2 separate regions of the Homo sapiens genome follow, and region 2 is linked to region 1. Evidence: chromatin loops called from intact Hi-C (ENCODE). Cell type or tissue: endothelial cell of umbilical vein. All regions are shown on one strand. Each heading gives the region's core, and the rest is flanking DNA. Links, peaks and the distances in the headings are about the cores only. Region 1 holds the start of TRS-GCT5-1 (tRNA-Ser (anticodon GCT) 5-1). Region 2 holds the start of HCG15 (HLA complex group 15).

The links. Hi-C counts contacts between places; a loop is a spot of excess contacts. Peaks named below come from ENCODE experiments on the same cell type or tissue, not always from the same donor. Only the 100,000 strongest peaks of a DNase experiment are listed, where the experiment ranks them.
Region 2: a loop joins it to region 1, with 3 times the contacts of the local background. A loop is called at or near these places in 2 of 110 quality-filtered maps.

What each region holds. Positions count from the first base shown.
Region 1 is chr6:28,206,858-28,222,357 of GRCh38, reverse strand. It overlaps TRS-GCT5-1 (tRNA-Ser (anticodon GCT) 5-1), which reads right to left and starts at 9,321; the gene lies at 9,240-9,321. It also overlaps the pseudogene TOB2P1. RefSeq lists enhancers at 3,253-3,372, 8,745-9,421 and a silencer at 5,181-5,374. In endothelial cell of umbilical vein, for the core only: no CTCF peak of the experiment used is centred there; a DNase peak (open chromatin) is centred at 9,337; H3K4me3 peaks cover 510 bases; H3K27me3 peaks cover 1,973 bases.
Region 2 is chr6:28,981,293-28,996,792 of GRCh38, reverse strand. It overlaps HCG15 (HLA complex group 15), which reads right to left and starts at 12,044. Exons shown (of 3, transcript NR_135289.2): 1 at 11,809-12,044; 2 at 9,914-10,116; 3 at 8,226-8,493. It overlaps TRL-AAG3-1 (tRNA-Leu (anticodon AAG) 3-1), which reads right to left and starts at 7,791; the gene lies at 7,710-7,791. ZNF311 (zinc finger protein 311) reads left to right here. Exons shown (of 7, transcript NM_001382360.1): 7 at 207-2,005. The coding sequence ends at 1,792. TRF-GAA1-2 (tRNA-Phe (anticodon GAA) 1-2) reads left to right here and starts at 15,049; the gene lies at 15,049-15,121. It also overlaps TRE-CTC1-6. RefSeq lists cis regulatory regions at 3,881-4,192, 15,340-15,500. In endothelial cell of umbilical vein, for the core only: a CTCF peak has its summit at 8,119; DNase peaks (open chromatin) are centred at 8,122 and 11,192; H3K4me3 peaks cover 1,968 bases; H3K27ac peaks cover 770 bases.

The sequences.
Region 1 (15,500 bases), core at 4,402-12,401:
AAACTAAAGATAACATTTGACATATGTCCTTGAGTTGAGTTGTTTTTCAGAAACCAGGACCCCCACCAGATGGAAAATGTTGATCACTGTCATATAGACCTTGACAGACAGGAATCAGAAGATGGATAAGCAAGTTCTAGAAATTTTCCAGCCTTTAGCTCACATTGGAGAACCCCCTCATCCATGCCTTAAAAACTCTTGCTTGTAAGCCATCTTACAAAGAGTTCAGATCTTAAGTGTTAGTGGCCCAATAACCTTGCTTGGTGCTCTACAATAAATGCCTTACTTTCTCTCACTGCAAATCCTAGTGTCAATGTTTGACTTTGCTGCACTGGAGAAGCAGACCCAAGTTTTGTTGCTTAACAATCTGCTCTATGGGTATCAGCAACTCTTTTTTCAGCTATCTCAGCATTTGCTCAAGAAACTTTTGAACATAGTGACCATGGCTGCCATGATGAAGGCTGTACATAGGCTCAGAAAACAAGACAAAAGCTTTTCTGTTGAAATCCAATTTGCAAGAGCCAAAACCAATCCTAATCCCTAGAAATGATGTAATATCACAGTGGAAACAGCCAGCCACCTGATGGTAAATTGATTACATTCAACTCTTTCCATGATGGAGAGGACAAAACTTTTCTTCAAAGCAGTAGACATTTTGGGATTTGGATTGGCTTTTCATCCCTACCATGCTCTGTCAGTACTGACTTGTTGAAAGCCCCACTTACACCAGCCTCAACTTAGGTGGGTATTAAAATAAAATGATTTGGTCTTTTCCTTTTTTTTTTTTTTTTTTTTTGAGACAGTTCAACTTGTTCTTGTAAATCCTTTCCTGTCCCTTAATGATGCCTGGAGCAGCTCCCATAGCTTTCTGGCAATTTTAAGTATTAAAGGTCTTATTCAGCTTATTTTTAATTTTAAATTTTATTGCTTATTGAATAAGTTACATAGCCAAGGATTCAAAATATAAGAGGTACAAAAGGGCATACACTGAAAAATCTCTGTGATATTTTAAATTTTGTTATGTGTGATAATGATATTGTAGTTCTGCAGGAAAGTGTTCTTACTTTTTAGAGATGGGTACTGAAATATTCAAAGATGGTATGCCATGATGTCTATAATTTAATTTAAAATACTTCAGCAGAGAGAAAGGCGGGGAGTTAAATATGACAAAATGTGAACAATTATAAAATCTAAACGATAAGTATATAGATGTTCATTACATGTTATGTAACATAAACTAGAAATAAAATCCAATCCCCAACCCAACCCTGGCCAACTAAACAGACCCCTTGTGGCAAAAGTGATACCAGAAAAAACTTAAAAACTGAGTTCCCAGCCCTGACAGAATGAGAGCTCAGACACGACTCATTATACCCTCCTCTTTTGTGTGGTTTAGACACAACTGACCAGCATTAAAGTTAAAGTAGAGATCATAAGACTGATAGAATAGGCTCTTTGTGGCAATAAGATACCAAATTATAAGCAGGATCTAAGTCCATGCCAAGGAAGGTTTAAGTCACGCTTCCTTTCATTTAAAGAAGAAACTATGTTTTAACTGCCACAAGGTTTTCCTTTTTCTCTAGCAGCTAAACAAGCACTGCCCCGAGATAAGAAATATTCAAACAATTTGCAGCTCCACTAGATGCTGACAAACTGTACCCCTGTTCCACTAACTGTAACTATAGCTTTGACTGAACGTGAGACTGATTTTAGTAACTTTCTCCTGATAAGACCAACCATGGACTCATTCTAGCCCTTTTACAGAGATTGTGCACTTCTGTGCTCTCATGTCCTAAAGTGACCATTTGACGTATAGAGCCTAGTTGTAATACATGCAAATGTTAAGTCTCTACTTCAAAGTGAACATGTAACATGCACGTTTGTTCAATGTGCATGTGTCAGGACCCCTTCCTGAATATTCATAGCTCCTTCAGTAACCTGTTGAATATGTATGTTTGGTCAACTCATTCAGCATAAAGCTTCTACCTCAACCCCTCCTCCTTCAAAGTGCCTGTCTCTGGATGTGGCCAGAGGAAGGCTTCCCAGCCTGTAGTCTGGCCACCTTGCAGGCTGTAACCCTTAAGAAGAAATAAAGTCTTTTCTCTCTTTTTCTAAATTTGTATCTTGTGATATTTTCCTTAAGTTAAAAATACATAAACCTTTGGGAGCAGATGTGTTTCCAAATTCAGGTTTTTGTTTTTTTTTTATTTTAGAAAGATAATGTGCATACACTGTACATTATGTAACTTCCAGCAGAGTTTCAGAGCATATCAAACACCTCAATATTTCTGCTTTGAGATTTATGATTAGTCACTTTAAATGAGTTAAATAAAGGCTATGAAGAAGTTCAGGTTTTCCCCTCAGATAGATTGTAGTGCCAAATTTATGGAGGAAAGATTTGGAGTTTTTAGAATTTTATGGATTTTAGAACTGTGATTAAGGGATCCTGGACATGTACTAGTCTATTTTCTGTGTTTTTTGCATATTTAAACATCTTCAAAATAAAAATTTGTTAAATAGAAATATACAACTTATTCCTACCACTAGTCACCTAATTTCATCCACTAGAAACAGCCAAAGGTATTGATTTCTTTTTTTTTCTTCTAGACAGGATCTCTCTCTGTCGCTGAGGCTGAAGTGCTGTCACCAAGGCTGGAGTGCAGTGGCACGATCTCAGCTCACTGAAACCTCCGCCTGTCAGACTCAAGAGATTCTCCCACCTCAGGCCCCCAGGTAGCTGGGGACCACAGGCATGTGCCACCATGCCTGAAGAATTTTTGTATTTTTAGTAGAGACGGGGTTTTACCATGTTGCCCAGGCTGGTCTCAAACTCCTGAACTCAAGTGATCTGCCTGCCTCCTCATCCCAAAGTGCTAGGATTCCAGGTGTCAGCCACCATGCCCGGCCTTCATTTCTTATACAGCCTTTCAGAGATATTTTAGGTATGTAGAAGCAAATATTTATATATAATTTTGCCCTGGGATTTTACAGAAATAGTAGAAAATTTTCCTATAGCCATACATGTAGAGCTGCAGCTCTGTTTTGACAGCTGCATACTATTTCATTATGCACCAGTCATTTATTGATAAGCAATTAAGCTATTAATATTTCCTATCACTTTCCATTTATAAACAATGCTGAGCTTCAGACACGTATTATCTTACATATGTGTGAGTCTGTCTCTAGGATAAATTCCTAGAAGTAGAATTCCCGTGTCAAAGAATATGCACATTTAAAAAATGTATAGACTTCGGGCCGGGGCGCGGGAAGGTGCGGGTCGTCGGCGGAGAGAAGCCAGCAGCTCGAGAGACGCAGGGCCAGGAGGACAGGACCGTCCCGCGGTCACAGCCCGGTCCTTCTTCCGCTCCCCCCGCCCCCCCCACGGGCCACCTTCCGGTCCGTTCTCCCCGCCCGGTCGCCGCCCGCCAGCCCTTCGTCCCCCAGCCGCCCAACCTCCTAAGCGCTGAAGGAATTATTTTTGGGAGTCATGACCATAGCTGCCTGCTTCCCCCAACCCTCGACGACGAAAAGGACTTCGGCCCCCGGCCGGGCGGCTCCGGGGGAAAAAAGAGAGAGCGACCGCCGCCCCGCGCTCAGGGCCACTCTAGAGGGAGAAGCTGCCCCGAGGCTGGCAGAGCGCCCAGCCGCGGTGGAGACCGGAAGCCTTCTGGAGCCCAAGGCTGTGCACGTCCCCTGTGCTGATTCTCTGCCTAGGAAAGGACCATGCAGCTGGAGATCAAAGTAGCCCTGAACTTCATCATCTTCTACTTGTACAACAAGCTGCTCTGGCGCCTCTGAAAAAGAAATAAGAAGCCCACTGGTACCCTGACAAACCACTGAAGGGCTCTGGCTTCCACACCGAGGAGATGGTGGACCCCGTTGGGGAGCTGGCCGCTAAGCGAAGTGGCCTGACAGTGGAAGATGTGCGGGCCAATGTGCCTGAGGAGCTGAGCATATGGATTGACCCCTTCGGGGTGTCCTACCAGATTGGTGAGAAGGGAGCAGTGAAAGTGCTGTACCTGGATGACAGTGACGGCTGTGGGGCCCCGGAGCTGGACATGAAGATCAAGAGCAGTTTCACTCCTGACGACCAGATGCTCTTTCTCCTCGGAAGCCAGGACAGCTCCTTGTCCAACTCCCCGTCGCTATGCTTTGCCCATCACCCAGCCCCACCTTCATCCTCTGCCTCGCCCAGCCCATCACCTTCACCATGGACTCCTTTGCTGCCACCAAATTAGGCTCCACTAAGATGAAGAAGAGGGGTGGGGCAACAAGTGGTAGGGGTGCAGCCAGCGGTGAAGCAGGTGGCCAGCAGCCAGTACAGCAGCCTCCACGGCCCGCTTCAACACCAACAGCTTGTTGAAACACAGGAGTCTTTCTCTGTCTGTGCATTCATTGAACTTCATCCCGGCCAACCGGCCTCTCAATCCCAGCTCTCGCCCCAAGGCCACGTACAGTCTCAAGTACAACAGTGGTGGCTTGCCCAGTTTCTTCCTTGATGGGGCCAATGGCCAGGGTAGTGACACCCGAGCCCTCTTTGGAGGCAGTGGGACTGTCACCTGCAACGCCAGCAGCTTCTACATGGTCTAGGTATTTGGAGGTGGTGCCACCGCCTCTTCCTGGAGAAGGCACCCTTCATGGAAGACCTCAGCTACAACCTGAACACCATGCAATATCCTAGTCAACCGTTCCAGTCCGTGGTGCTGGCCAACTGACCGTCTACCTGCCCTGGGGCCGGGAGCACCCAAGACCACAGAAAAGAGAAAGAAAAGGAAAGGCCAAAAAAAAAAAAAAAAAAAGAGGAAAAGGAAAATGTACAAAAAGATTTTCTATTTTCTCACTCTCACTTCTAGAAAAAAAGATCTAGTGCAGGCACGGAATGGGAGGGGCTTCCAAAGCACCAAAATGTGTTTAACTAACCCCCCTACCACTTACAATTCGCCCATCGGCCTGTAATTTGGTTGGTTTGGGTTTTATATTTCTTTTTTCTTTCTTTCTTTTTTTAACATGTAGTTCTTTATATAACATCTTTAATTGGTGGCTTCCTTTGCTAAGAATGGGCAAAGGAGAGGCTGACCTGTGTCACTGCCTCTGTCGCCCAGCTATTCTCACACTCAAAGCCATCCAAACTTGGCAGGCCTTCTCAGGCCCTGTGACCGAAATAGACCTGACTCCAGCCCCCACTCCCTTTCAGGCTGGGCCACAGGGAGCTGCCAGTTGGCCACTTGACACCCACCCCCACCACACCCTAGAGCTGATGTCTGTGACTACAGGAAGGTTAGCACTCTATCTAGTTGAATTCCTGTCATCTCTGTCCTGAGGCCCTGCCTCACCATTCCCTCAAGGCCCAGACCATCATCAAGGCCCTGGCCACCCAGCCACTGATGCATATGGCCTTTTCTTTCTCTCATGCAGCCTCTTCTCCCTGGGGCAGAGGTTGTGGGGAGGGAGGTGGTGTGTGTGTGTGTGTGTGTGTGTGTGTGTGTGTGTGTGGTTTGCTGTCCAGTTTTAAAGGATTCCAAGCCATGTGAAACTTCCTCACTAGATGTGATTCTGGGTTGCGGCAAGTGCTTATTAATGAGTGAGGCTGGGGAATGGGCTGGGGGTATTAGCAGTCCTTTTGCAGTGTGTGTGGTGGGGTCACACCACTATGGCTAAGCCTAAGACACTCCCAGAGAGAAGTACTGCAGAAGGAACTGGTTTCCGGACTGCAGAGGGATCTGCATTTTTGTTTTTGACCACCCCCACCAAAAAAATAGGTTAGATCTGAAGGGCAAAGGGAATACCCAAGCCTCTGATGCCTATGAGAAGTCCCTGGACTTCGACCCTTCTGATGTGTGATGTTAGCCCCGTGGGGAGCTGCTCACCTGAGCACCTTTGGGGGTGAGAAGGGAGCAGGGAGGTAGGGTGGGATATTGGAGTCAGCATCTGTAGTGGGCAGCCCTGAGCCTGGAATAGATACTTTTTGGTCTTTTGGTTGTAGATGTTATTTGAGTACATTTATGCCCCTGGCTGATTGAGAGCTTCTCAGTACTTCTTGCCATCCCCCTCACTGCCCTGACCCAACCCCACTGGACCTTAATACAGTGAGGGGTGGTATCCTGGACAGGGACTCTGCACTCCCAGCTGTTTGGATCACAGAAGAGTGTTTGCCCCTCTGCCTTTGCCAGAAGAGGGTTTGTTTCTCCAACCCTACAAGGCCAGGCAGACGTGGACAGGAGCCAGGGGAGCAGGGTAATGAACTTTTTTTCCTTTGGCAAGTGGGGCGCTCCTCGCCTCTCTCTTTGCCCCATAGCCCGCTCACGGACGCCCGGCCTCACCAGGTAGTGTTGCTTGATTTGTATGCAAAATGTTGTTCTTCCTTTATCTGAAATTCAAATTTAATTGGGTATTTTGTATCTTATCTGGCAATCCTACCGCCAACCTGACTTCAGGCCGGAGGAGGAGAAATTGCGTTCCGGGTAACTTCCCACCCCATTGAGCCGGAGAACAGTTTCCTAAGTTTTGGGAAGAGTGAAAACCTGTCACCACGAAAAGAAAGGAAATCTCCTCCAATTGAAAACAAACAAACAAACAAAAAAACCCCAAAAGCTGTTACCAGGGGCTGGGAGGACAGGTAAAGCCAGATGCAAAGTTAACAGGAAACACTGTTTTCCAAGATCATGCAGCAGCCGTAAAATGTCGCAATGGTCCCCTCTTTGAGCAATTGCTGCCTTTTTACGAGTGCGCATACCCGCTTTGCCACACCCATCCATGTACTACTGGGGATACCGAAGATCACTCTCTCCTTGTGACAACGCCCAATCCCTAGCTAATCCCCACTACTCCTAACCCCACCTCAGAAACACCAAGCAATCCAGAACTGATCCTGCTTCTCTTAGAGATTCCTCAGAATCCTCGAATGGGAACCCAAACCTTACAAAAGACAGTTCTCTCCAGCCTCTTGTTGAACTGCATTTCTCCGTTACTCTGGAATATCCTGTCACTTCATCTATGTATTAAATCTGATTTTGCTTTGTTCCTGGTGGTCTTTGGCTACTGTCTTTAACACCACATTACTGCTCTGTGGCCCTCCGACAGTGCAGGAGTTAGAGGGATTAATCCTGGCAGGATAGACCCTCAGTTGATGTTGGAATGATGAGAGGAAGGTGGATCCTGAGAGAGAGAAGATTTTACCAAATCACACAGAATCTAGATTAACCATGTTTTAGAAGGGGAGGGGGAGGCAAAACAAAACTAGAGCAGCAGTGCCAAACTTTAGCATAAACCAGGATCACCTGGAGAGCTTTTTAAAGCACAAATTGCTGGACCCCAGACCTAGCGTTTTTTCCCAGGTGATAATGATGTTATTGTTCCAGAGACCACACATTTAAGAACCACTGAATTAGAGCAATCTCGTCGGCATAATAATGGTTTTTTGTTGTTGTTGTTGTTGTTTTGTTTTGTTTTGTTTTGAGACAGTATCTTGCTCTGTTGCCCAGGCTGGAGTGCAGTGGTGTGATCTTGGCTCACTGCAACTTCGCTCTCCGGGGTTCAAGAGATTCTCCTGCCTCAGCCTCCGGAGTAGCTGGGATTACAGGCGTGTGCCACTGCACCCAGCTAATTTTTGTATTTTTAGTAAAGACAGGTTTTAGCCATGTTAGCCAGGCTGGTCTCGAACTCCTGACCTCAGGTGATCCACCCGCCTCGGTCTCCCAAAGTGTTGGGATTACAGGCATAAGCCATCGCATCAGGCCAAAAGCTAATAATGCTTTGAAGCCAGTGATCCAATTTCAGACCTCTGACTTAGACAATTTAAAATTCTCATTCCCATTTAAAACAATCGAATGAGTCGTGCTCTCAAATCACACAAAGCTCAACACCATTAATCCCTAAAAATCCATTAAATATTGAATATTTATGAAGCCCAGTGTATAAACTGCCAGTAGTTACCCAGAAAATCTGTAATAAACCAAGGTCACTGAGTTTATGAGAATCCAGGATTCTCAATCACTTCCTCCTCACTGTGAGTACTTGAGCTTCCATTTAGATGATCTGGGACAACGCTAGTTGAAACAATAATCTCTCTTGTAAGGGCTGCATAAGCAGGTGTGGTCTGACCTCCTTTTCACTTTGTTGGGAGGGTAAGTCAACACAACTTCTATGGAAGAAATTTGACAGTATCTTACAAATGAATGTTACCCAGGACACAGTATATCTACTCCTAGACATTTATATTGTAAATATAGACACTCACATAAAATGCTATATTCAAAATTATATATATATGTATATATCTTCAGACACAGGTATGTTTACCTCTTTTTACAAGTAGCACCTATACATATTGTCTTGCATCATGCTTTTTTCACTTAAGAGTATATCTTTGAGAGATTAGTAGTCTTATATATGCAAGTCTTATAAATAATAGTCTTATATATGTTTCTGGAAGGATACATGAAAGCTAATAAGAGTGTCCTACTGATGGCAGTAGGTAATTAGTGGCAAAACTTTGCTATACAACTTTTCATATTTTTTGAATCATGTGAATGTAGTACTTATTTTCGAAATGAAAATAATTGAATAAACTGAATAAAATTATGTGTATTCCTTTTTTTCTCTCAAAAGATCAGCCAAGATGGAAGTTACAAATGGAAACTACATAATACTGACATTCTTCTTTCCTTTCTCAGGAGGAAATGCTTTAGTACTAACTAGAAATGTTCTATGGAATGTATTTGTAAGTTTTGCTATATCTCTAAGAGACACTCTCACTCTCCTTCCTTTTTCAAAGATGGAATCCTTAGGCAATAGTGACTGCTTTAAAAGTTAGCATTAAGATAATAAATGAAAATTTCAGTAGAGATATACAATTAGGCTGAAAATGCCTTAAGTAACCCATACGGTTCAATACCCATAATGTTGCATATGTAACTCTTTATGATTTTATAAGTACCTTTAAATTTTTCAGGCAATGTTTTTCTATAGCCCTCAATTAAATCTTCAATTGTTTCCTCAATGGGGAATCCCGCTAAGCAAAACTTGTGAAGGAATGAAAATTTGCATGAGAATGAAGCCTGAATCAAATAAATCAACTAACAAATTACATTCACAGCTAAGACAAGTGTTACTAAAGAAGCAGAGAGCAGGAAAGATCAGAGGGAATTATTGAAATGGCTGGTGAATACGGAATGAATTTGCCAAATAAAGTGCTTACCATATCATTTGTGATTCCTGGAACAAAAGGCTTGCTATGCAGCCGACGAGGATGGGATTCGAACCCACGTGTGCAGAGCACAATGGATTAGCAGTCCATCGCCTTAACCACTCGGCCACCTCGTCACACAAAGAATCAACAACTTGAATTTCTTCGTCTGTGTAGTGCTCCCAGTGAGTCTTGTAGAAACATGATCTAATCGTTTTTCCTGGTTTAATCCCCATAACCACAGTCTGAGTCAGGTGTCTTAATTAAGACACATTTCACAACCACCATAAAAATGACGACTGTCACTTAGAGTAGTGAAGTTACTTGGCAAATATCTAATAATAGGTTGAACCAGTGCCGGCATTCATTGGTAGACAAAAATCACCTGCTTTTTTGTTGACCCGGCTCCAGCTGGCCGCCCTGTATGCCCCTCGAGACACGCTGGGACCTTCGCCGGGTCCTTCTGCCACTTTATTCTGCATTCAAAGGGTTGATTTGCTTCCCGATCTAAACTTTGTCCTTAGATTCCTGTTTTCTGTGACGTACCAGAAACCTGACTGTAATTCCTTTTCATTTGCTTCTGTAATATGCCCGAGGGCCAGGAGATGCCCTCCTTTCTCTTTTGTTACTTTCTCTAGGAGTTGGTGTTGATCAGTCTATGATAAATCAGCAACAGGTGAGAACATGTTTTTTTACAAAAATTAGAGGCGCGCAGGCACCCCGATGGCACTCCTCTTGCTTTGGTCAGGACAGTGAAAGAAAGAAAGTCTTTTTGTGTTTAGCACAAGATTGGCTCAGTCCAGTTGCTACCGACACTGGGAAGGGCCTGTGGGGTGGGTAACCCCCTGGTGCGGGAGTCAGGATGCCTGGTCCTAATTGTGGCTCTTAACTAAGCCCACTCACTAAATCCAACCCAACTTGAGAAGCAGAACAGTAACCCCTAACGTCCCTTCCAGCTCTGACAACCTCAATTATAAAATGATCAGCAAGAAAAGAAGCCTGAGGCTGGGTGCGGGGGCTCACGCTTGTAATTCCAGCACTTTGGGAGGCCAAGACGGGTGGATTGTTTGAGCTCAGAATTTCGAGACCAGCCTGGGCAACATGGAGAAACCCTATCTCTACAAAAATTGCAAAAATCAGCCGGAAGTGGTGGCCCGCACCTGTGGTCCCAGCTACTCAGGAGGTTAAGGCGGAGGATCGCTGGAGCCCTGGGGGCGTCAAGGCTATACAGTGAGCCCTGATTGCCGCCATTGCACTCCAGCCTGGGCCACAGAATGAGACCCTGTCAAAAACAAAAACAAACAAACAAAAAAACAAACAAAAAAAACTGGAAGGAAGGAAGGAAGATTCTTACACTCGTTAGAGTTTGTGTGCTTTTTGATATTTGGTGCAGAATTTTGGAGGGGAAATTTTTCTTTTCTACCAGAAGAATGTTGGTGCTTTTTTTCCTCCCTGTGAAATGTCCTATCTCTGTTCTCAGCTTTGTTGGGAGAGGCTCTTTTTTATTCTCACACCTGTGTTAAACATTAAAACGACCCAATGTCCACCAAAGTGGAATACTTAGTTAAATAAATTATGATTAAGCAAAACATTAAAGTGGTATGTGATTATTAATAGGAATAATGCTGTTCTATACATAGTAGTTTATAAATATTTTCCCACTTTTTTTTTTTTTAAATGAAGTCTCGCTCTGTCGCCCAAGCTGCATGCAGTGGGGTGATCTCTGCTCACTGCAACCTCCACTTCCCGAGTTCAAGCGATGCTTCTGCCTCAGCCTCCCCAATAGCTGGGATTACAGGCACATGCCACTATGCCTGGCTAATTTTTGTATTTTTAGTAGAGACGGGGTTTTGCCATGTTGGCCAGGCTGGTCTCCAACTCCTGGCTTCAAGTGATCCGCCCCCCTCGGCCTCCCAAAGTGCTGGGATTACAGGCATGAGCCACTTTGCCCAGCCTATTTTCCCACTTCTAAGTTTTTTTTAAAAAAGGCAAGTTGCAGAACAGTATGTATAGTACGGTTGTTTGTTTTAGATGATAGAGAGTTTAGATATTTAATGTTGGTGAGGGCCATTTAGCTTCAGGCTCAATTTTAAGAAGGTTCTAAACATAGACTTTTCATATTATCTTTAAAGAAGTATTATGTATGTGTATGTATATCTGTGTATGTATTATACATACAACTACTGTGTATTTTTTAAGAGTTAAATTAAAGGTCTTCAATATTCTCAAATCTTATTTGGCATTTCTTTTTTTTTTATACACTGAAAATGAAGATGGCATGAACCTTTTGGACTTCTGGAAGGCTCTGATTGATATAAACATAAAAAACCTCCAGAAGGATGTATATTACTTGTTAATAGCTGGTATCTCTAACAGTGAGAATATGAAGCTTTTTAACTTTCTATATTAAAGGTTTTTTCAAGATTTTACTTTTTTCATAATGAGTACGTTACTTAGTAATTAATGTTTTTAAAGTAAAGATAAATTTAAATTATTCAAGACATAAGAGTGAACAGTCAAACACAGCTGAGAAATAAAGTATAATATTAAGAAACGACCATTAGATTTACCAATGGAACGATTTTATGTAGGACAAGATGGAGTTTTTTCCTAACATCTTGTAGTTCAAGCTGGCAGACACTACCTATAAAGGATCTGATTCCACAGACTGCTTCAGGACAGTGGAAACCCTTCTTTTAATCGTGTTCTCTGGCATAGTGATTCTAACTGCTATTTTTTCACCAGGTCCTGCCTGGGCTTTCTTCCTACCAGCTCCCAGCCCTGTTTGATTTCTTTGAAAGATCATTCTAGCTGCTCTGGAGAGACCAGGTGGCCAGAAATAGCTGTGAGCAGACCAGTTGGGAAGCCAGGGCAGCAGCTGTCACGAGAGGTGGTGGTGGCTCAGACTAGGAGAGTGGCAATAGGAATGGAGAGAGGTGGATGGGTCCAAGATATATGTTGGAGATAAAATGGTGGACACACACTGTGAGTGATGAGTAGGGTGAACAATTCATCCTAGTTTGCTGGGAACTTTTCTGTTTCAGCACAGAAAGTTCCATGTCTCTGAGAGACCCCCCAGTCCCAGGCAAACCTAAACAGTTGGTGACAGGGAAGGACCAATAATGAGTTTCCTGCTTCTCGCTTGAGTAGTGGGGCAAGTGGAAGTAGTGTTTATTAAAACTGGGAAGATTGAGGAAGTGGTAGGTATTGTGGAAATGACAATTTAACTTTTACATGTTAAGACTCGTCATAAACCAACCTATGCAGGCCGTCTGCAATAGAATGTTTTTTCCTTCGTCTTTGAGTCAGGAGAAGAATTTGTTATTTCAAAGGACTATAGGAAATATGAGATTTATATCCATCGTGGGGAACTCTCCTTATTCAAGATTTTAACTACAAATGATTAATATTCTGGAATTTCTATTTCTTGGAGTAAATCTAATTTACAGGAAATCATTTGGTGATTCCTTGGCTTATTTCCCATTTTAAATAACTATTCTGTATTTTGTCCATTTTTCTAAATACTGCAAGGGTAAGTTGTACATATTTAGTTAGTCAAAAGAATAAAAAACTTAAAAACAAAATATCTCCAATCTTGCAAAACTTTTGACAGCTAATTTATTCGTATCCACACCAACTGGATTAAAAATAATTTATCAGTAGATGTCTTCTTAGCAAAGGTGACAGGTGAGCCTTGACTGCTAAAGATCCTAGGTGCAAACCTCTGAAAAGAGAGTATGTTTTCACCAAAGGAATATTCTGGGTTAATTATAAAGAGCACTATGTGAAATCCAGGGAAAGGAAATTTTTAGGAGACAAGTGCAAGGCATTCAATTAGAGCAGAGAGATGAGGCAAATACCACACTCTGTCAAAGACATTATATTTAGGTGACTCTGTTCTTGAACAATATTGTTGATTATGTTCAAATTAAATAGAGATAAGGTCAGTATTTAACACTGGCCCTTAGAAGGAAAATTATCTTGCTGCCCATATAAGCAATAAGCAAAATTCTGCCCTAGCAACTTTGTGCTATGAAGTAATTCACCTAATCCTCTAAGTCCATTCTAAGAAAATTAACACACTGGTCAAAATAGGAAAAACAAAGAAATCTGAGAAAGCCATTTTAAAAATGAGACATTCCCAGCAAATAAGCAGTAAGATATAGTGTTTTAATATATGTTTAAAAATGCTATTTCTCAAAATAAAAACAAAAGAAAAAAGCTCTCACTCTTACATAGTGAAGTTTTTATGAATAAAATAATATGCTTGCTTTAAAATGCAGAAAGACAAAGTTTGAAATATATGTTAAAAATATTGACAAAATATTGTTAATTTTGAGGCTGGGTGATGGATATACGAGGCTACATCATATCATTTTTTCCCTTTTTTTAATATTTTACATTTCCATAGTAAAAAGTTATAATATGTTTAACACCTTTTTTTCGTTGTATAAGTATCCCAAATGTTGTAGTCTCTGCACGGAAGGAATTAATAAAATGGTCAGGGAGAGTGTCAGTAGATAAGCAAATACACTATGCTGATAAAAGCAAAGGCTGAGTGAGGCTTAATACACTATTTGTCGGAAATTCCTTAAAAAAAAAAACCTTAAAAAAAAAACAAAAAACGTAGACGAGACTAGAGAATTGAAGAAAAATCACTGTTCATGGGATTCAAACCTGTGCGGAAAGTGCTCACTGGTCTGAAGGCTCTGGGTGGTTGCGACCCCATGCTCTAAGCTGGGGCTTTATCTGCGGCGAAGCGCAGGAGGTACAACTTGGCGACGCCACGAAACCTAACATGCTCCACAAGGTCTTGCAGGGGTAGCGGCCGGGGTTTGGGGAGGGACGTCTCTGTAGGTTTACTTTATTCCTGGCTTCTGTCTTCCAAGATCCCTCACACCTTAACAACAACAATAATATTGGCAAACACCTAAATAGCGCGGACTCCGGCTAGCGCTCTCGCAAGCGCTTTCCATGCATTAATTCATAGAATCCCAGAATCACCCTTAGAAGGTGCCACCCAGGGTCACGCGGCAAAGAGTGGCCGAGCTGAGGCTTTCCCCGGGTCTGTTTCCACGGCCCATGCTCTTAACCATCACGCTGTATTTCAGAAGCGAGAATCTTAAATTATTTTTCCCCAAAGCGCAATGGAGACGCAATCGAGTTTGAGTGGTTTGTGTGAGACTGGGGGGTGGGGTGGGGTGTGAAACCCGTGGTGTCAAAAAATCAAAAGCGGAGAACAAAGCCTTCTGAAGACCAGAAGCCACTTTTAGGACCCAGTTTCCCAAATATCAACCCCAAAGCTGTAAAACGAAGTTTGCTCAGTGAGCAGTTAAGGAGCTCTCTCGATATCTCCGGTGGCTTTCGAATGACGCTACTCCGAGCCGCGGCTCGCTCCGAGGCGGGAAGTTGGGTTTACAATCAGTTCTACGCGCTGCCCCGCGGCCCTTCCCCTGGCCACAACCTCTGCATCCACCCAAATCAGCTGCCCCTGTTTGCAGCCACGAGGGAGTCGGGAACCAAGTCCGGACCACCGTCTCCTAGAGAATTACATGTCCCTGCACGCACGGAGAATAAAGCCAGGAACGATAAGTGGTAAATTATAGGGAATTTGGGCGGTGGTGACATAGTTAACGCCATTCTCGCCCTGCTGGGACGCGCACTTTGCGTTTCTGAAATTCTCAGTCTATATGGTGTGATATCCCAGGAAAGCTGCCCGAGTCCTCCCATTTGTTGAGTACCCTTCGATTCATTCTGTGGGTAAATCAACTGTTAGTAGAGGAAATTGAAATTGTTTACATATTCAAAGCCGTGAGTGCGGGGGCGGGACGTTAGGGTAGATGGTGACCAGGAGGAATTTCCAACATTTTCCCGTCTTAAGATCTGGAGCCCAGCAGGGCCATAATTTTCCACTCAGTTGTAATTGGTGCCAAGTAGCTTTTGGACATTCCAAGACCACAGATGTTTCTCTCAAATTGTCCTCCCACCCTGTTAAAATCTGTTGGGGAGCGTAGCTTACTTGCTCTCTCACCAGAAACGCGGAGAAGGTGGATGCAAGAAGGACTTTGCGGAAATCGAACCAGTACTGGAGCACTGCCTGAGTGCTGGGATTAAGAGCCCTTATCCAGTCAGCCAAATGAGGCCCGTTCTGTAGCTGAAGGAATTGCTTTCCCAGATTCTAATGAATCAGTGCTCACTTGTTTTTTTGCCCGAGTTTTTTTTATTTTTAAGATTGTGGTTACCTTAAAAAAATTACAAACATTCCTAAAATTCTTCCTTTAACATCACTTTTAGGAGAATACAAAACTGTCATATA
Region 2 (15,500 bases), core at 4,738-12,737, 770 kb before region 1:
GGTTTTTAAGGATTTTTTATAAAGTGTGCTGAGTGTAAAATATCTCAATACTTTTCATTATTTCAGCCTGTTCTGACTTTTGGCCACAACGTTAGTAATTTTTCCAGCATGGAAAAGTTATTTACTCTTCAAACAGCTTAACATTGCTTCACGCCTCCCATCTCACTTATTTCCTTCCCTCTGACATTTGTATTTTCTTGTTTAAGTGTCAGCTGACAAGATGTGGCCTGAGAATGAAAAGGCAAGTTCACAACAAGAGATTTTTGAAAATGGAGAAGCCTACTGGATGAAATTTAACAGTCTCCTAAAAGTTGATTCCCGGGATCCTAAGGTTAGAGAAGTTTGTGTTCAGGATGTCAAATTAGAGAATCAATGGGAAACATCTATAAGGGAGAAACTGAGAGAAGAGAAAGAAGGCTCTGAGGAAGTGACCTGCAAAAAAGGAAAGAACCAGAAAGTGCTTAGTAAAAACTTGAATCCAAACTCAAAACATAGTCAATGTAATAAAGTTCTTATAGCACAGAAACTCCATGAATGTGCCAGGTGTGGCAAAAACTTCAGTTGGCACTCAGATCTAATTCTCCATGAGCAAATTCATTCTGGTGAGAAACCCCATGTGTGTAATGAGTGTGGGAAAGCATTCAAGACCAGAAATCAGCTTTCTATGCACCGGATAATCCACACAGGGGAGAAACCTTTTAATTGCACCCAGTGTGGGAAGGCTTTCAACAGTAGATCAGCTCTTTGCCGACATAAAAAAACCCACAGTGGGGAGAAGCCTCACGAGTGCAGGGACTGTGGGAAGGCCTTCAAGACCAGGAACCGTCTCTGTATGCATCAGCTTATCCACACCGGGGAGAAGCCTTACAAATGTAACTGCTGTGGGAAGGCCTTCCAGTTTAAGCATTCCCTTACCATCCATGGCAGAATCCACACTGGGGAGAAGCCATATGAATGTGAGGAGTGCGGGAAGGCCTTCAGTGGGAGTTCAGACCTCACCAAACACATAAGAATCCACACTGGGGAACGACCTTATGAGTGCAGCAAGTGTGGAAGGGCCTTCAGTCGGAGCTCAGACCTAAGCAAACACAAACGAATCCATACTCGGGAGAAACACTATGGGTGTCCCCAGTGTGGAAAAGACTTCAGCATCAAGGCAGAACTCACCAAACACAGAAGGATCCACACTGAAGAGAAACGTTACAGGTGTGAGGAGTGTGGGAAAGCCTTTCGTCATAACTGTAAGCGCAGGGCTCATGAACGAGAGCATACAGGGGAGAAGCCCTATCAATGCAGGGATTGTGGGAAAACCTTCCAAGATAAGCACTGCCTTACCATCCATCAGAGAATCCACACTGGAGAGAAACCTTACAAATGTTTAGAGTGTGGGAAAGCTTTCAGTGGGAAGTCAAACTTGACCAATCATCGAAGAATTCACACTGGAGAGAAGCCTCACAAATGTGAGGTATGTGGAATGGCCTTCCATCATAGTTCAGTCCTGAGGCAGCACAAAAGAATCCACACTGGTGAGAAGCCATACACCTGCAGTGAGTGTGGCACGTCCTTCCGTCAGGGCTCAGCTCTGATTGGACATAAGCGAGTTCATACTGGGGAGAAACCTTATGAATGTGAGGAATGTGGAAAAGCTTTTAGAGTGAGCTCAAATCTTACTGGACATAAGAAAAGAAAACATCAAGTATGGAGTACCCATGAACTTGATGGGAGTAGGAAATCCCTCTCTCCAGTGACTGTTTCTCAGACCTCAGTAGTCAGTATTTTGACCAGTGCCTGAGTATAACGATTCTGGTGTTACTTTCTGTTTTTCCTACCTCTTAGGCTGGTCCTTCTGTCTCTTATATTAGTTATTCCTGATTTCCTGACCCTTAATTGTGAGATTCCCCAAAGACATTGTCCTTTACCTTCTTATTCACTATTTTTTCAGTGAGCACATTTACTTCCAAGAGTTTATCAATCACTTCCTAATATTAATAAACACTTATTAGTGCTTGCTGTGTTCTAGGCACTGTTCTAAGGGATTTACACATTTAAACTTTTTAAATCCATACAACATCCCTATGAGATCAGGAATTTGAGGCACAGAAAGATTAACAAACTTGCCCAGGATCACGTAACTAGTAAATTCTGTGCTCAGGCTTTCCTAGGCAATTCCCATATGCGTGCACCACATCTTTCCGACATGAAGTTATACCTCAGTTCAGCAGAAAACAGTTTGTAATTTATAAACACCAATCATTTTTAGCAATTTTTTTAACATAAAGCTAGAATGGTACTTCTCCATATTGTATCAGGATTGCTAAGATTCAAAGTGAAAAGGGAGGCAGGGAGAGAACAGGTTTAGAAATCACAGATAAGAGTCAGGCACGGGGGTTCATGCCTGTAATCCCAGCACTTTGGGAGGCTGAGGAGGGAGGATCACGAGGTCAGGAGTTCGAGACCAGCATGGCCAATATGGTGAAACCCTGTCTCTACTAAAAATACAAAAATTAGCCAGGCATGGTGGTGCACGCCTGTAGTCCCAGCTACCCTGGAGGCAGAGGTTGCAGTGAGCCAAGATCGTGTCACTGCACTCCAGCCTGGGCAACACAGCAAGACTCCATCTCAAAAAAAAAAAAAAAAAAAAGAAATTACTAGTCTGACCTCCAGAAGTCTTTTGATGTTTCCTAAACACATAAAATGAATATTTTGAGAGCGTATTTGAATAAATTTTAGATTTTTACCTGGTGAAAAAGATATGTCTTGAAAATTCTGAAGGACTACTTTATGAACAGTGGGTTAATCTTGTTCTGCAACTATCCCAGAATAGAATTACAATCCACAAGTAGAAGCTACAGGACATCTGTACATTTAGGAGATACTCAACTGGAACAGATTCTGCCATAAGGTAATAAGTTTGGTAAGAATAATACTGAAGGAATTCGAAGGTCAGGTGCATAGTTGAATGACAAAACATGTTGCTTGAAACCCTAAGATATCTGTAGTTCTAATTCTGAAGAGTTACCAAACAAGAGTTAGTCTAAGTTATAATTTACATACAAAAATCACCAGGTAAAACTCACTTTTTAAATCGAATTACATTCCACGTGCAAACACAAAATTTTTACCAGAACACTGATATGAGATTATTTTTACCTTCACAAAAGAAATGGAGAATGCCAATTTCATTTAAGTTTAAGAAAGATGATAAGATACTTCTTGGTAAGGATTGTAGCTTGACTACGTGTATTTGGTATTGCTCCCCCTCAGAACTACACTAATGCTACAGTAAAACCATTCATAATCAGGAAGAATGGCAGAAGAGGCAACTACAAAATTTTGGAAACTGAAAAAAGGATAAGTAATAATGACATTGAATTTGAGAAAGCTAAATTTTAGCCTGAAGGGGGCAAGTAAAGGACAAATCTGACCGGGCACCGTGGTTGACACGTGTAATCCCAGCACTTTGGGTGGCTGAGATGGGCAGATCACTTGGGATCAGCAATTTGAGACCAGCCTGGCCAACATGGTGAAACCCTGTCTCTTTATTAAAAATAGAAAAATTGGCTGGGCTTGGTGGTGCGTGCCTGTAGTCCCAGCTACTGGGGAGTGGGAGGCGGAAGTGGCAGTTAGCCGAGATTGCACCACTGCACTCCAGTCTGGGCAACAGAGTGAGACTCCTTCTAAAAAAGAAAAGAAAAAAAAAAAGACATTTATTTTACATCATAGAATCTTTAAGCGACTCAAGAATTGGTGGCACCATGTACCCCTGGAAATGAGAATGAATAGACTAAAACGAGGAGAGTCTGTCAGAGGCTATTTAGGAAGCAAGCAGAGTCCTAGGTCCTCAAGCCCAAAGAAGACTGGAGGTTTATTTTCTGAAGAAGGTTAAACAAAGGATATGTGGGCTAGACACATGGAGGACAGGAATTCCATTTGAAAAAGGAGCATACTGAATGTCAACGCCTCCAGCCTACTTTCCTTATCTCCCAGAAAGATGAGGGTCTGGCTTTCACCTCCCAGACAAAAGACGCAGTTTTCAGTGAGAAATCCAACCAGAATAGACTTGAAGATACATCAGGAGTTTCTCAGCAAGTGGCCTAGCCAGATAACCTGTAGTGAACATCAGCAAGTCATAGTCGTGCCATCAGAGCTTCCCATAGGTTTTATAGTCCTCCTCTATTAAAAAAAATGTATTGGCCGGGCGCAGTGGCTCCTGCCTGTAATCCCAGCACTTTGGGAGGCTGAGGTGGGCAGATCATCTGAGGTCAGGAGTTCAAGACCAGCCTGACCAATATGGAGAAACCCTGTCTCTACTAAAAATGCAAAAATTAGCCAGGCATGGTGGCGCTTGCCCGTAATCCCAGCTACTCAGAGTCTGAGGCAGGAGAATCGCTTGAACCCGGGAGGCAGAGGTTGTGGTGAGCCGAGATTGTGCCATTGCACTCCAGCCTGGGCAATAAGAGCGAAACTCCATCTCAAAAAAATAAATAAATAAAAAATAAAGTTTATTATAGAACATTTCAAACCCATGCAAGAGTTAAGGCAATAGAAAAATGAACTCCATGTACACATCATTCAGCTTCAACAATTATTACGTCAGGGTTAATCTTGTTTCATCTGTATCCCCACCCATTCCCTCTGCTTAAGATTATTTTCAAGCAAATGACAGAAATTGTGTTTCATCCATAAGTATTTAATTGTCTATAGGAGATAATGACTGTTTAAAAAAACTAACAATATGGGCCGGGCACGGTGGCTCACACCTGTAATTCCAGCACTTTTGGGAGGCTGAGGTGGATGGATTGCCTGAGGTCAGGAGTTCAAGACCAGCCTGGCCAACATGGTGAAACCCCGCCTGTACTAAAAATACAAAAATTAGCCAGGCGTGGTGGCAGGCGCCTGTAATCCCAGCTACTCGGGAGGCTGAGGCAGGAGAATTGCTTGAACCCGGGAGGTAGAGGTTGCAGTGAGCCGAGATCGCGCCACTGCACTCCAGCCTGGGCGACAGAGCAAGACTCAGTCTCAAAATAAATAAATAAATAAATAAACAAACAAACAAACTAACTAACAAACTAATAATAGAGCCAGGGGCACGACGGCCTATGCTGTAGTCCCAGCTACTTAAGAGGCTGAAGTGGGAGGACTCCTTGAGCCCTAAAGTTTGAGGTTAGCTTGGGCAATATTGCAAGACCCCATCTCTAAAAAACAAACCAAAAATATAAGTAAACTAACACTAGTACAGTTATCACACCTAAACAAAATTATCTATTTGGCAACATCATCAAAGATTCATTCGCTGTTCAAATTTTTCTCTAATGCCATTTTTTCTTAACATTAAAAAAAACCAAGCCAGGCACCATGGCTCACACCTGTAATCCCAGTACTTTGGGAGGCCAAGGCAAGAAGATCACTTGGGCTCAGGAGTTCAAGACCAGCCTGGGCAACATAGCAAGACCCTGTCTCTACAAAAAATTCAAAAATTAGCCAGGCATGGTGGTGCATGACTGTGGTCCCAGCTACTCGGGAGACGAGCTTGGGAGGTCAAAGCTGCAGTGAGCCGTGATTGTGCCACCACACTCCAGCCTGGGTGACAGAGTGAGACACTGTCTCAGAAAAAAAAAAAAAAAAGTATTCAAATAAGGTCAATACATTGTGATTAGTTGGTATGTATCTTAAGTATTTTAATATATAAGTTCTCCCTATATCTCTTTTTTCTTGAAATTTATTTAATGATTAACTAGGTTGCTGGTGCTGCAGAGTTTCACAGTTTGGATTTTAATTATTGCACACCTTTGGTAGTATTTAACACATTCCTCTGCCCCTGCATGTCCTAAAAATTAATAGTTAGATCTAAGGGCTTTATCAAATTCTATATTTAGATTTGATTTGGGTAAGACTACTTCATAGGTGTCAGCACAAGCCTTTTTTGTTTAACATGACTAAAGTAGTCTTCAGTAGCCTCCTTGCTTTCTGGTGAAAAGATTTTCCAGGTTCATCTGGTATATTTCCTTAGGAAGACTCTTGTTTCTAAAACTAGTACAGGAAAAAAATATAAGATCTGAATAGTCTGATACCAATTATTTAAATAGAACCTATAATATATATTCCCAGAAAGAAAACTCAAGGGTCAGATGTTTTCACCAGTTAATTCTACTAAACATGCAAGGGAAAATAATCCCAATGTTAAACTCATTTTATGAGGCCTGTATAACCTTAATACCAAACCATTAGGGAACGATGAGGAAAAACAAACAACACAAGGAAATTTTTTAAAAAAGAAAATTACAGGCTATTATCATTCATGAATGTAGTGAGAAAAATCTTGAGATAGTAACAAACTGAATCCAGGAATATACATTTTTTAAAAGATTACATGTCTTGAACAAGTTAAGATTATTCTAGCATGGAGAAGTTGGATTAGCATTCAAAAATCAATAAAGGTGGTCAGGCGTGGTGGCTCACACCTGTAATCCCAGCACTTGGGGAGTCCCAGGTGGGAGGATCACTTGAGGTCAGGAGTTTGAGACCAGCCTGGCCAACATGGCAAAACGCCCCTCTCTACTAAAAATACAAAAATTAGCCGGACCTAGTGGCCTGCACCTGTAATCCCAGTTGGGAACAATTCTGTGACAGTCCTTCTTTCTAACATACAATTCATATTATTTTCTTTTTATTCTCTTAAATCTGGAACATCATTCAAAATCTACACATAGAAAGCTATCTCCTTTTTAGTAGAGTTTGCCCCATATTAGGGCAATAACTTATCTAATCCTTGTGAACCCCCATGAGAACCCCACTAAACTCTGAGTTCCGTGGGGCAAGGACGTTCTGTGCTGTTCCCTTCCTTATCCTCTCCATACCCTCCCAAACTTTATGAAGCTGGAAAGAGGAAGAGAAGGAGATGAGGGAAGGCTTCCAAGGAGAAACAACTTCCAAGCTGAGGTCTAGAGAATGAGAGACAGACCAGAAGTATGCAGAGAGAACTGCTCCGAGGAGAGATAGGGCTCCCCCGGCAACCACAGAGATACGGGGTACTGAGAAGCCCACAGAGAAGGTACCTGACTGGGTGTGTCTGGCAGTTGTAAGGTAAGGCAAGGCACTGGCACTTTCCCTAGAGTTGTCTCTTCTCTATACCATATAACTATGGTTCCAAGTGTGAAGTGAGCACACTACAGAGAGGCTGGAGGAAGAACAGCAGCTGATTCCAAACATAAATTAATCCTTCAGGCTGCGTGCGGTGGCCCACGCCTGTAATCCCAGCACTGTGGGAGGCCGAGGAGGGAGGATCACTTGAGGCCAGGAGTTCGAGACCAGCCTGACCAACATGGCGAAACCCCGTCTCTACTAAAAATACAAAAATTAGCCAGGGCGTGGTGGCGCGCACCTGTAATCCCAGCCACTCGGGAGACTGAGGCAGGAGAATGGCTTGAACCGGGGAGGCGGAGGTTACAGTGAGCCGAGATCGTGCCACCTCACTAAGTATGTGCCATTAAGGGTTTTTTTGCTTGTGTCACTCATTGCTGTATCTGAGGCGCCTGGAGTACACTGTCCTCTAAATAATGGGGGAACATTGTTCTGGGGACGGTTATCTCTGGCTCCGTGGTAAACAGAAGTCGAAGAGGAGAATGGGATTGATACGTAAGAACCATTCATACTGAACATTTGGAAAGGGATTCTCCTAAAAACAGTCCCTAGTGAGAATGAAAAGTACTTGGCAGCGGTGGGATTTGAACCCACGCCCCCGAAGAGACTGGAGCCTTAATCCAGCGCCTTAGACCGCTCGGCCACGCTACCGTTGATTACAACTGTGTTCTTCCGCATTTTCCCTAGTAGAGAATGTCGCCCTCTACTGCGTTTAAGGTGTGTCTTTTTTCCCATTAGGGAATGTCGCCCCCCCCCCCCACCCCGGGGCGTTTAAGGTGTGCCTTCTCCCCATGACCTCTTCTCTGGAGCTCCCTCCAGCGCCATCAGAGAACTTCAGGCAGCTGTTCAGCCGCCACACACCCCGAACCCCCAACACGTTGCTTTCGCACTGATGGGAGCAGTGAGGAAGGAAACCGGCGGATCCTAGACGCCCTTCCCTTGCGTCACCGATGTAAGAGGAAGCGGCCACGCGGACGGAGACCCCCAGGGGACGCTGTGGTTCGCAGGTTCGCTGTGGAAGGTGACGCCTGGCTGGAGCCCCGACGCCGCTGAGCGAGTTTCAAGTGGTTTTGGCCGACGGAACTCTACGAAAAAACGGGGCGCCGTGCGAAAGAGCGCAGTCCTTGCTGTTTATGAAGGTAAAAATTCAGAAGGTGACCCGCGGTCCCCGCAGAAATGCCCGCCGGGCAAAAGGCACAAGACGGTTCAGTTTGAAACCTCAAGATTCGAATCATTTAAAAGTATAGTTGCTGCTATAGTATAATGCAATGCATTGACAAAGTTGTTCGTTGCGTTTCTCTTAGTGCAGGCGACAGCGCGTCGGTCTCCTTGGCCCAAAATTTTGACTGAGTCCTAAAATAAAAACGCATTGTGCAAAAAATTATGACAAATAAGATCATAATAAAGAAAGTTAACTAGCGCTGGAGTTTCTTATTGTTTTGTCATTCATCTTCATTAAAATCACTGCTGACGGAAGTTTTTATCCAATATGCCAGTGGAAACTATGCTGTCTTAGAATTCTTTTTTTTTTTTTTTTTTGGAGATGGAGTTGGCTAGAGTCCAATATCGCGATCTCGACTCACCGCAACCTCCGCCTCCCAGGTTCAAGCAATTCTCCCGCCTCAGCCTCCCGAGTAGCTGGGATCACAGGCATGCGCTACCAAGCCCGGCTAATTTTGTATTTTTAGTAGAGATGGGGGTTTCTCCATGTTGGTCAGGCTGGTCTGGAACTCCCGACCTCAGGTGATCCGCCCGCCTCGGCCTCCCAAAGTGCTGGGATTACAGGCGTGAGCCACCGCGCCTCCCAAAGTGCTGGGATTACAGGCGTGAGCCACCGCGCCTCCCAAAGTGCTGGGATTACAGGCGTGAGCCACCGCGCCCGGCTGTCTTACAAATTCTTATATTTGAGTTGTTCATACGGAATTTACTGCATAGTGCCTGGTGTTAATTTCCTGTGGTTACTGTAACAAATTATCAGAAACTGTCTAAAAACAACAGATATGTATTCTCTTACAACAGATATGTATTTCTGAAGGCCAGAAATCCACAATCAGTATGTGGGCCAAAATCAAGGTGTGGGCTGCGTCCAGCTCCCTCTAGAAACTTTAGAGTAAAATCCTATCCTGGCCTTTTCCAGCTTCTGGTGGTTGCTTGTTGACTTATACTGATTCAGTAAAAGTACCTCGTCAATACTAAAAGTTGCAATACTCTTAGCAATACATTATTTCCTAAGGAAATTACTTTAGGAAAATTACTAAGAAAAAAGATTTCCAAGAAAGCAAAAGCAACACAGTCACTCCCTTTTTTGAGACGAAGTCTCAGTCCGTCGCCCAGGCTAGAGTGCAATGGCGCCATCTCGGCTCACTGCAACCTCTGCCTCCCGGGTTCCGGGTTCAAGCGATTCTCCTGCCTCAGCCTTCCGAGTAGCTGGGACTACAGGCATTCGCCACCACGCCCAGCTAATTTTTGTATTTTTAGTAGAGACAGGGTTTCACCATATTGGCCAGGCTGGTCTCGAACTCCTGACCTTGTGATCCGCCTGCCTTGGCCTCCCAAAGTGCTGGGATTACAGGCGTGAGCCACGGCGCCCGGCCTGCACACCCGCCCCCCTGCTCTTTCTCCTGGTCTCACTTTCCTCTGTTCCTCCGTATTCCCCAAGGTAGGCGCGCCTCTTTTGTCACCTGCTGTGTCAATCTGGGCTCTCTGCCTGGTTCTCTCAGTCCCTCACAACAGCAATAGTTTCCTCTCCACTATCAAGGCTATATTCTCCTACCAGTTCTAGATCTCTGAGAGCAAGATGGCCGAACTTGAGGGAGACCACTTTTTGACAGCTTTAACCTTCAAGGACACAGAGCAAGGGTGCCCTCCTGCTAGGTGCTAATTGGTTCAATGCTTCATCAGCTGCATCTTGGTCCATCAAAGGCATCATTCCAGAGACTGATTTTCTCTCTGGTGTTTGCAATCCTGCACGGTAAACTAGGAGGGTGAAAACAAAACAGAAAAATGGGAGAAATTATTTGAAAGTGACGATATCAACCAGTGAACATCAGGAATCCATTAACCCGTTCAACAAGTATTGACTGAATGCCTACTCTGTGCCTGGGCACTGAGTATTCAGGACGAACGCTGACACCGGCGGTCCTCACCTTCACAGCTAGGAGGAAAGGCCAACTGATTAAGCAATTGCAAGTCATCATCGTGACTGAATTGGTGCTGGGTCACACAGCTCGGGATTGGAACTTAGTGTCGATCTGGAAAGGCCTGCTTGGAGAAATTCACGAATGCACTGAGGAATGGGGTGGGGGTAGGAGGTTGGAGCGAGACAAGACTGGCCAAAAGTCTGAAAAGAAAAAGACAATTTGGGTTTGAACCCGCAACAGAACAAGCCCCACAACCCTTCTCTCTCCGTAGAATCCCTACCTCCCGGAGGGAAGACTGAGAATCCTGAAGGGGTCAGGAATGAGAAGGACAAAGGAGAAAGAAAAGAGTAGGACGGCTTCTCCCACGGATCAATCGCGTAGGTGGTGGTGGTCCCTGACAGCTGCAGCTGCCTGATCACTGCTGGATCTGTGATTCTAAAATTCTGAGCAGTAACGAGCCCAAGCGTGCACCTGAGGAAAGAGTAAGGGCACACAAAGTCAGAACAAAGTATGTATGTATTTGAGCCAGGGCCTCGCTCTGCCACGATCAGAGCTCATTGCGGCCTCGAACTTCTGGGCTCAAGAGATCCTCCCGCCTCAACCTCCGAGCAGCTGGAACTACACGTACACGTGACCGCGCCTAGTTTTTCTTTCTTTTCTTTCTCTTTCTTTTCCTTTCTCTCTCTCTCTCTCTTCCCCCCGCCCACCCCCCCCCCTTTTTGGTAGAAACGGGGGTCTCGCTTTTTTGTCCTGGCTGATCTCGAAATCCGAGGCTTCAAGCGACCCTCCCGCCTCCGCCAGAGGAAGAATGTAAACGGGACAGGAATGTGTCTCTGCTCCCCCGCCCTGGCGAGGGACTTGCTAGTATCCTCTATCCAACTGCTGGCTGAATGTGTTCTCTCTAGGAATCGAGGAGGACTGCCTTTCTCGCTGGTTCTATTTCAGTCCCGATCCCACAGCTTCAGTCCAACCGGTTTGCTTTGTTTGATAGGCTGGGCATGAGAGTGAGATTTGGAGCTATCCTCACAGATTCCTGGAAGTTGAACAGATCTCTGATGAGTCCTCTCTTTAGAACTAAACTGATTCCCCCAGGACCTACCAACTTGAGGAATTTTCTGGGAAGCACTTAGGTACCTGTACGGACTTGTCAACAACTGCCATACGTAAGAGACTCTAATTCCAGCTTTACTGTGCATGACCAGAAAGCTTGAAATTGAAATCTTGATGCCATCCCATAGTTAACCGAGATTTTCCAGGTTTATATATAGTTCAGAATTCAAAGTTCTGAAAATCTAAGAGCTTTCACAACTCTGCGCTTTTGCTTCTCCTGAGACGCTTGTCCTGGAATGCTGGTTTCCATTTTGTTCCCTAATAAAAATCTTGTTCATTCTTCAAAGCCCACTTCAAATAGGGTCTTCCCCACCCCACCTCCAAATCTCCCTCTCTCTCTCACATACACACACCCCATTGTATTTTTCCACACTTCATTTTAGCAGGTAACTCTGTGCCCAATAGAAAATTTACTCACTTGGCGGGGCGCGGTAGCTCACGCCTGTAATCTCAGCACTTTGGGAGGCCGAGGCGGGCGGATCACCAGGTCAGGAGATCGAGACCATCCTGGCTAACACGGTGAAACCCCGTCTCTACTAAAAATACAAAAAATTAGCCGGGCGTGGTGGCGGGCGCCGGTAGGCCCAGCTACCTGGAGGCTGAAACAGGAGAATGGCGTGAACCCAGGATGCAGAGCTTGCAGTGAGCCGAGATGGCGCCACTCCACTCCAGCCTGGGCGACAGAGCGAGACTCTGTCTAAAAAAAAAAAAAAAAAAAAAAAAAAGGAAAACTTACTCACAGTATCTGTCTCCTTCATTCCCCAAGTACGGTGAGAAGAATGATGATGATGATAATATTAATAACACGGATTTGGATAATTGGCTGACTGCTTTTGTGTATTATGTTATTGACTCATCGCAACTTTATATAGTAAATACTGTAATACTTTTATTCCCATTTTACAGTTGAGAAAATTGGGATTTGGGGGGTGTTAAGAGGTGAGATTTCTGTCTTGGTCATTTTTCATTTTCCATAGTGACTAGTGTAGTACAAGCCTACTGGCTCTGAATATTTGCAGATTGATTCCTTGACCCTAGCTGTTGACTTTTTTTTTTTTTTTTTTTTTTTTTAGTAGTCTTTCACATTCTCTTTCCTCCTCTTGTCTTGATGCATATTTTGGTTTTGTTATATTTTTTCGACGTTCTCTCTGAGCTGACGAGTAAACGGTAGCAAGTCTGGTGAATAAACAGAACCTACCGTGCCAAAATTAGGGAATTTTTTTTCCTATGGACAATGAATAATAGCTCAGATGAGAAGGAAAGAAACTGGTAGCATTCGAAGAAGAGTTCTTTTTCTCTAATCCAATTAGCTTTATGTGGAAAATGAAAGAAAAGAAAAGAAAAGAAAAAAAGAGGCATTAATCAAGATAAGTTAAGCCAGACAGTTCCTTTCACAGGGGTCCCAACCAGACTGTTTTCTGAAAGCAGAGGCATAAAAACTAATGAAGCAAGAGATTCTTGCTGCACATAGAGGAGACAACGTGTGATATCACGAAAAGAGGGTGCTTTTCAAGAACTGATCACCAGCAGGCCTAGAGGGTTGAATTCCTATGAAACATTAGATTAAAAGGCTTCCGTATATACAGGAATTTTACAAACCATATTACTTTTATGTCTATGTCAAAATAAGATTTCTTAGTCAAATTGATCTTATGTATGTGTCAAAGTTTATTAATTCAAGGACAGAACTGACAAGATGACAAAAGAGTGTCCCATCTCAAGGAAGTTTTGGAAACTGTGAATATATGGAGCCAGGGAAGAGAAGAGAAAGTGCAATTAATTAGAAAAAGTCCTGCTTCATTTAACTGGATCATAACAACATCACATCCTGGCTGGAAGCGGTGGCTCACGCCTGTAATCCCAGCACTTCGGGAGGCTGAGGCGGGTGGGTCTCTTGAGATCAGGAGTTCGAGACCAGCCTGGCCAACATGGTGAAACCGCGTCTCTACTAAAAATACAAAAATTAACCTGGAGTGGTGGCACGTGCCTTTAATCCCAGCTACTCGGGAGGCCGAGACAGGAGAATTGTTTGAACCCGGGAAACGGAGGTTGCAGTGAGCTGAGATCGGGCCACTGCACTCCAGCCTGGGCGACAAAGAGAGACTCCATTTCAAAAAACAAACAAAAAATCACATATTCCATTTGTTGGTGAAATAAGATCAGGAGCACCACGATCTTTGTTTGGAAACTTGTAGAGAAGTCATACGTGCCCCAAACTCTTAGCAGATATAAGAAAGAAATAATAAGCAATAGCTGCTCTTTAGACAGACCAAGAAACAAAGATTCATGCCCCGATATTGTCAGACAGGAACCAGTTAGCACAGGGTCACCAAACCTTGTCAGGAGAGAAACAAAAAGTCTGCTTTTTCTCCAGTAGCTCTCGGTAAATTTACCAAATGTGCATTCAGAGATGGTGCTGAATTCATTGTTTGCCTGTTTCTCAGTTTTGTGACAGCAGGTTTTAATTTCATGTTTATGACCTTCTCCTATCCTCTCTTAGGAAAAAAACATAATTTGTACCTTCATAGGGGAAAAAAGGTTGAAGCGCTGGAGAGATGAAGCAGTCCTGAAACTGCTTTGGCCCAGAATATTAAATTACTGTGTAGGTATTTCTAGGGCTATCCCCTAGCGCCCAGTTGGAGCAGCGTGAAACTTACAGAGAAATCCGAGGAAGATAGAGTAGGTGTCTAAACCACCGAGGCTCTAGCAGCTTCAGAAGCTTGAACACAGCGATCAAATCTCCCAGAAATGACTTCGCCATTTCTTCTCTGTCATCTTCATAACTGTCTTTTCAAAAGGTTATGCTAATCTCAACTAACTCCTAATGGATTGTCTCCGGAATTTCCCGCTTACTGAATCACCCAATTGAGTTAAAAATGTTAAAGCGCTTACTTAGAACAATGCCGGACACTCGGTCTACGCTAGATTAAGTATTCATTAATAAATGTTTTAAAATAATTGAAAATTACATTGCTTGTCATTTTGTACCTGGAATACTAAAACAGGAACAGGGTTTCTATGCAGAAAATGCCTCCTATGAAAATTGAAAGTTAACTTATCCACAATTTGCTGTTTACTCAGAGATTTCGTTCCTGGATGAAAGAATTTGGAGGTTAAAACAGAAAAACCTCATTCCCTGACCGGGAATCGAACCCGGGCCGCGGCGGTGAGAGCGCCGAATCCTAACCACTAGACCACCAGGGAAGCTGAAGTAGGTTTATTAAAACATATTTATGAAGCGAGAACTCAACACATACGCACACAGTTGACTTCTACTTTTCCGACGAGTTAGTGCACGGTCATGCTCTCGTATTCACTGACCTCCTGTTTTGCACCAACCAATAAAATCTGGACGGCAGAGGGCGTGGCAATGCCATAAGAGTAATTTGGGAAGTTCGTAACTGGATGATGGAACGTGCTCTGTTTCGATGTGTGCATTCAACCGAGAATAAATTGTAGCATCAATTTGTAATTGTCTTCTTGCTTTTCTTTGCATAAAGTGGTGAGCCATTTGAAGAACGAAATAATTTTTTAATTTGTCTTTGGTTCCTTCGGAGTACCTGTCATTGTGGGTTTTTTTTTTAATAAATACCTAATAGTAAATAAAAAACATAAGTAATAAATTCATTAAGCCTTATTTTTAAGTGGCGTGGGCGGAGCCGAAATAGCTCAGTTGGGAGAGCGTTAGACTGAAGATCTAAAGGTCCCTGGTTCGATCCCGGGTTTCGGCATGAGAGCGCTCGGTTTTTTGTGCCCACGGCAATACAAATATGGAATTTTCCTTCTACAATACAGAAACACTCCTTAGAACCTAAAATGGGGTCATATTTTTCTCAAATTCATAAAGGAAATCGCAAGAACACTGTGGGATACGTTTATTTCTGTAGCAGAACTCTAGGTATGGGTTTCAACATCTCACTAGATAAAAGAAGAAAAGGCAAACGTGCTGAAAGAAGTTTAATCTTGAGCAATACTAATTACATTTTATTTGCGACCTCTGTTCCCTCAATAAATATTTATTAAGTGAATTGTTAGTGTTATGCGCGCGTCTAACTGAAGAGACAACCTGAACAGGCTAAGTGTGAGCAACAAGCTGTTTATTCACTCTGG